Regions from separate parts of the Homo sapiens genome. Here region 2 is linked to region 1. Evidence: chromatin loops called from intact Hi-C (ENCODE). Cell type or tissue: dorsolateral prefrontal cortex. All regions are shown on one strand. Links, peaks and the distances in the headings refer to the core of each region. The heading gives the core; the rest is flanking DNA.

What was found. A loop is a pair of places that touch in the nucleus more often than their neighbours do. Peaks named below come from ENCODE experiments on the same cell type or tissue, not always from the same donor. Only the 100,000 strongest peaks of a DNase experiment are listed, where the experiment ranks them.
Region 2: it touches region 1 in a loop (5-fold over the local background); 5 of 110 quality-filtered maps call a loop at or near these places.

What each region holds. Positions count from the first base shown.
Region 1 is chr3:64,029,329-64,032,253 of GRCh38, forward strand. No RefSeq gene overlaps it. Among named protein-coding and RNA genes, the nearest start is that of PSMD6, 7.3 kb to the left of the region's middle. In dorsolateral prefrontal cortex, for the core only: CTCF peaks have their summits at 1,520 (motif pointing right) and 1,720; a DNase peak (open chromatin) is centred at 1,533; H3K4me3 peaks cover 731 bases.
Region 2 is chr3:64,177,897-64,180,821 of GRCh38, forward strand. The region is part of intron 2 of PRICKLE2 (prickle planar cell polarity protein 2); the gene reads right to left. Among named protein-coding and RNA genes, the nearest start is that of PRICKLE2-AS3, 8.2 kb to the right of the region's middle. In dorsolateral prefrontal cortex, for the core only: a CTCF peak has its summit at 1,570 (motif pointing right); no DNase peak of the experiment used is centred there.

The DNA of each region.
Region 1 (2,925 bases), core at 131-2,630:
AATGATGGCACACAGGGGTGGATCATCATCAGCCTATGTGGCAAAAAGACTTAGGTCAACCTTACATGCAAATCCAGCAGCAAAACCATCTTTACAACACCAATTCATGCTACTATTCCTGCTCTTCCCAACTCTTTGAGTTTACGCCTCTTGCCTTCGCTGACGTCACACCCTATTTTCTTGAGTACTAATATTCCAGTGTTTTTAATCACTTGTTAAATTATCCTCACAATAAATACTAGTCACTTGCAGTCTCATAGGGAGTCTCCGACCCTAAGAAGAACAATTACCTGCAATTTAACAACAATACCCATGCATTCACCCTTTGACCCAGCAATCCTGCTTCTGGGAACTTATCCTGAAGCTACACCTCCAAAAATTCAAAAATACCCATGCACAAGGTTATTCATTGCAGTATTGTTTAAAATTGTAAAATACTGGTAACAACTTAAATGCCCAAATATAGGAAAATGGTTGCATACACAATGGTACATAACACATGATGGGGTATTATGCAGCTGTAAAAAATAATAAAGAAATAAATAAAGAAAATGTTCATGAGCTGATATGGAGCAATTTCCAGAAATCAAATGCAATTATTTAACAACAAAAATGATAAAGAGGACTAGAGGAGAGACACTATAAAAGCAAAAATTCAAAGGAACCACTAGAATATGGAATATCGAAAGAAAAACAAAAGAAGGGTGAGTCTCTGATTTGTGTAAGCAAACAAGTGAAATTAAGACACAGCCACAGAGCACTATGGTAACACATGCAGCAAGTACACTGCAATTTCTTAAGATAAACTTGAAGAAACTACCCTGCACATATTGAAACAGCACTGTCTCAACCACCCGCTGATGGAGCAAAGCATAGGAACAAGAAAGTGAACATTGGGAAAGAATTAACCAGTAAACATTTAAACAAGAGGTGTGGTCTAATCATGGGACGAATCAGAACCGTATTGGACTTCCTATCACTCATCTGTACTACTTAGTACTGTTTTTATTTTAACTAATTAATTAATACTTTTTTGGAGATAGCGTTTTGCTCTGTCGCCCAGGCTGGAGTGCAGTGGAGCGATCTCAGCTCACTGCAGCCTCGACCTCCTGGGATCAAGTGATTCTTCCACCTCAGCTCCCTAGTAACTGGGATTACGGGGGTCACCACCACACCCGGCTTTTTTGGGTAGTTTTTGTAAAGACGAGGTCTCGCTATGTTGCCTAGGCCGGTCTGGAACTCCCAGCCTCAAGCAATCCACCTGCCTCTGCCCCCTAAAGTTCTGGGATTACAGGTGTGAGCCACTGCGCCTGGCCTGTTTTTATTTTGAAAAAAAAAAAAAAAAAATTTTTTTTTGTTTTTTGCAAGGTGCACAGGAGGTTGGTGGGTGGGTGAGCTCGACGGTTTCGGGTTACAGAGGTTTCGAACCCATCCCTCTTCTCGTGCTGCGATTTTTGCTTATTCACAGCCCCTTTCCTCGGAAAAGCCCAGAAGTGTTTCAAGTGGTGACCAGCAGAGGGCAGCAGTATCCACCGCTTCCCGCAGAGCACGGCGTGCGGAGGTAGACTGTCTTCCGGTCCCACCCGGAGATGGGGAATTCTAGGCCAGGTGGGTGTGACGACGTGCAGCCCTAGCGAAGGACAGGGGTGCACGACAGAGGCACTGGATGGTAAGCACAGCATTTTCTAAATCTCACAGGAGAAAAATCACTGAAAAAAACCACTGGTGTAAAAGCTGAGTCTGTCCTTTGAACCGCTGCCCTGATTTTAGTTACAAATGAAGCAAAAAATCCTTAAAGATCCATATTCCTAAATTTAGACCTTGACCTCAAAGATCGCCTCGGAAAATATACAAATCATTGTTTCCTTCATTTAGTCAACTATCTATTGATTTGATCCCTACTTCCTGTTCAACTCAGCATCCCTTGTCATGGGCAAAAAAAGTGAATGGACTCAGACCATTGAAACAAATAAACTTAATCTTGGTTAGAAAAATTCCAAGTCAATGAATTTTAAAAAGTGAGTTAGTATCATACCAATTTAAGTGTTTTTTAAATAATGTTTAATAAGCAGGTGAATAATTAGCATTGGCCTAAGAAGGCAGCATTCTTAAATCACAGAAAAGAGGTATTTCAGCTGTGGCTGTATGTCGGACTTTGTGATTCCTTTATTTCTGATTTCCTTAGTAAGTTATTCAACCTTACAGGGAAACTTTTTAAATTTTACGTTGCTCTTTTAAATTAGCCTAAGAATAATAATGGTGCCAAAATCTTGTATAGCACTTGCTATGTGCTAGGTACTTAAGCATTACATATATATTAAGTCATTTAATCAAACAACTGTATCAGATAGATATTATATTAACCCATATTACAGAGGTTCAGAGAGGTTAAGCAATTTGACCAAGGTCACACAGCTAGTTCATGACAGAGTAGGATTTGAACTCAAAAAGTCTGGATTCAGACTCCATGCTTCTAGCCATAATATCGTACTTCTTATTATTAAATATTAGCCACAACATGCTCTCCACGAATAATGGCCTTCCTTATAGAGTCAGTTCCTTCTCCCTCCCTTGAATTCCTACCTTCGAGCATTCTAGATTGATTGATTACCCTGGTCCTCCCTACCTCCCTCCTTTCCTATAAAATGCCATGTCATGTCACATGAACCTTGACATTTAGAAGATAGAATTCTTTTGTTTGATTCAGGTTTTTTTCCTAAAAGAACATCACACTCGATTCTGATCTTTTTTTGGAACGCTTTGTTGATAATTTAAATGACTGTTTTGTGACTTTTTATAGAAGCCTAATTAAAAATGCATAGTTTAAAAATTAATCACCCGAGTCACCCAGACTCAAAACATCTGTCATCCTCCCTCCCTTTTTACCCCGAGGTAATTTTGCCAGGTCCTGTGGCTGCTTCCTCC
Region 2 (2,925 bases), core at 161-2,660, 150 kb after region 1:
TCAATTATGTTGCATATATACCTAGGAGTGGAATTACTGGATGATATGGTAATTCTGTTTAGCTTTTAGAGAAACTGCCAAACAGTGCTCCAAAGTGGCTGCACCATTTTACATTGTCACCAGCAATGCACAGAAATTCCAGTTTCTCCACATCCTTACCAACATTTATTTTCCAGTTTTTAAAATTATAACCATCTTAGTAGGTCTGAAGCAGTATCTCATTGTGGTTTTGATTTGCATTATATTAATGACTAATGATGTTGGACATCTTTTCATGTGCTTATCAGCCGACCGTATATTGTCTTTGGAGAGATGTTGATTGAAGTCCTTCAGTCATCTTTTAACTGAGTTGTCTTCTTGTTGAACCGTATATATTCTGTATCTTAAACCCTTATCTATACCATGATTTTATTTCTGTCTCACACTGTATCCTCCTATAGGTAGGCAGAGACCCAGGTGATGGGGGCTCCATATGGAGATATGCCTCCATGAGGATGGCAGCAGAGAAAAGGATGGTTGGAGCTGAACACTGGCAGTGAAAAGCTTTTTTCCTGGATATGATACATGTGACTTCTGTTCAGGTTTCATTGGTGAAAGCAAGTCTCATGGACATGCCTAACTTTAAACGGACTGAGAAAGTACATTCCCCCTTTGTGCCTGGAAGAAGAAGGAACCAACCATTTGTAAATAGCCATAATCCCTGCCACAGCAGGGAAAGAAGAGAGTACTATGTAAACAGGATATTACATTTTGCAAAGGTAAACACAAGTGATTCTCTTTATTCATGGCAGTTATGTGCTATAAAATCACAGCAAACACTGAATTTCTGAATACTAAACATTCCTCCTAGGAGAAATATGGGGTTAGGTTCCTGTGAGCCTCTGGTCCCAACATTTTCGTTAACCCATTAATCCATAACCTTGTTTCATGTGTGTTTCTTTTTAAGGGCAACTTACTTAATATGTATTGTTGATTCATTAACATTTAACTTATGGCCAACAGCACTATAACTCATGCCCAACAGCACTATAACTCATGCCTGACTGAAGATTATCTAACATACATATTTTCTTTCTTTCTTTCTTTCTTTCTTTCTTTCTTTCTTTCTTTCTTTCTTTCTTTCTTTCTTTCTTTCTTTCTTTTCTTTCCTTCTTTCTTTCTTCTTTTTCTTTTCTCTCTCTCTCTGTCTCTTTCTTTCAGACTGAGTTTCGCTCTTGTCATCCAGGCTGGAATGCAATGGCACGATCTCGGCTCACCACAACCTCCACCTCCTGGGTTCAAGTGATTCTCCTGCCTCAGCCTCCAGAGTAGCTGGGATTATAGGCATGTACCACCATGCCTGGCTAATTTCGTATTTTTAGTAGAGATGGGGTTTCTCCATGTTGGTCAGGCTGGACTCGAACTCACTACCTCAGGTGATCCGCCTGCCTCAGCCTCCCAAAGTTCTGGGATTACAAGTGTGAGCCACCGTGCCTGGCCTAACATACGTATTTTCTCCATAAAGCACATCACAGCCTTCTTGCTTTTAGAAACACTAGATGGCACTTCACTATGCTTGGGGCTATTTTAAACAGTGAAATCACCAACAAAAAGCATAGGATGCAAAAAAGTGGCCCTAAATAGACCACTTGTTTATTCAGTCTGTGAGCTGGAATAAGAAAGCATAGAATTAGCTGTTCTACCTCAGCTGGCCATGTATGCATTAGGCAATTCAAATTTTTTATCCCTCAGTGTATGCCTGTTAATGACCACGAGAGTGCTGCAAATATTGATTTTCAGGGTACAAGTAAAGTCTGCAAATGACCATGAAAGTGCTGCCGCAAGTATTGATTTTGGGGTTACAAATAAATTTTGGCAAGTGGGCACATTTGCAAATACAGAATCATGAAAAATGGGGATCAACAAAATTATAAACCATTTGATCACCAAGGAGTAAAGGGCTGAGCCAGGATTTAAATTTAGGTCTGACTTCAAAGCTCATTCTCTATCCATTCCACCCCACTGTCTCCCAAAACTAGTCAAAGGATTACACTCTGTCCTATGTATTTGATGAATCAATGAGCAGTGTAGTCACAGTTCATTCTTCAAGCTTGCAATTCCTGCTAAAACCTTAAATACTAAACAGGCCAGAGTGGCTGCTTAATCATGAAAGCCACATGGATCAGTTTGAACTCCAAAGAAGGTAGAAATCAACTGCATTATTGAGTAATGTGCATACTTTGAATGTTATGTGCGTATGTTATATAATGAGGATTATGGGAACTAACTCAGGCTTGGTGAATTTGTTTCCCCTTTGGTCTGTGCAAGAGAAGTTAATGTGCCCAGGTTCATCCTCAACAAAGACCATGTGGTCCTTGAAGGGACTGCTCCAATTCCTGAGAGTTATCTATGTATGTATGTGTTTATTTATTTTGCGGTAAAATATACAGAATATAAAATTTAGCATTTTTACCACTTTTCAGCAGCATTAAATACATTCACATAGTTGTGCAACTGCTACCACGATCCTTCTCCAGAACTTCTTTTATCTTCCCATACTGAAACTCTGTACTCATTAACCACTCACTTCCCATTCTCCTCCCCTTCAGCCCTTGGAAGCCACCATTTTCCTTTCAGTATCTACAAATTTGACAATTTGAGAATGATTTTTTTTTTTAATAAAGTCTCACTCTGTCACCTAGGCTGGAGTGCAGTAGCACTATCTCTGCTCACTGCAACCTCCACCTCCTGGGTCCAAGCAATTCTCCTGCCTCAGCCTCCTGAGTAGCTGGGATTACAGGCATGTGCCACCACATCCGGCTAATTTTTGTGTTTTTAGTAGAGACGGGGTTTCACCATGTTGGCCAGGCTGGTCTCAAACTCCTGACCTCACGTGATCCACCCATCTTGGCCTCCCAAGGTACCAGGATTACAGGTGTGAGCCAC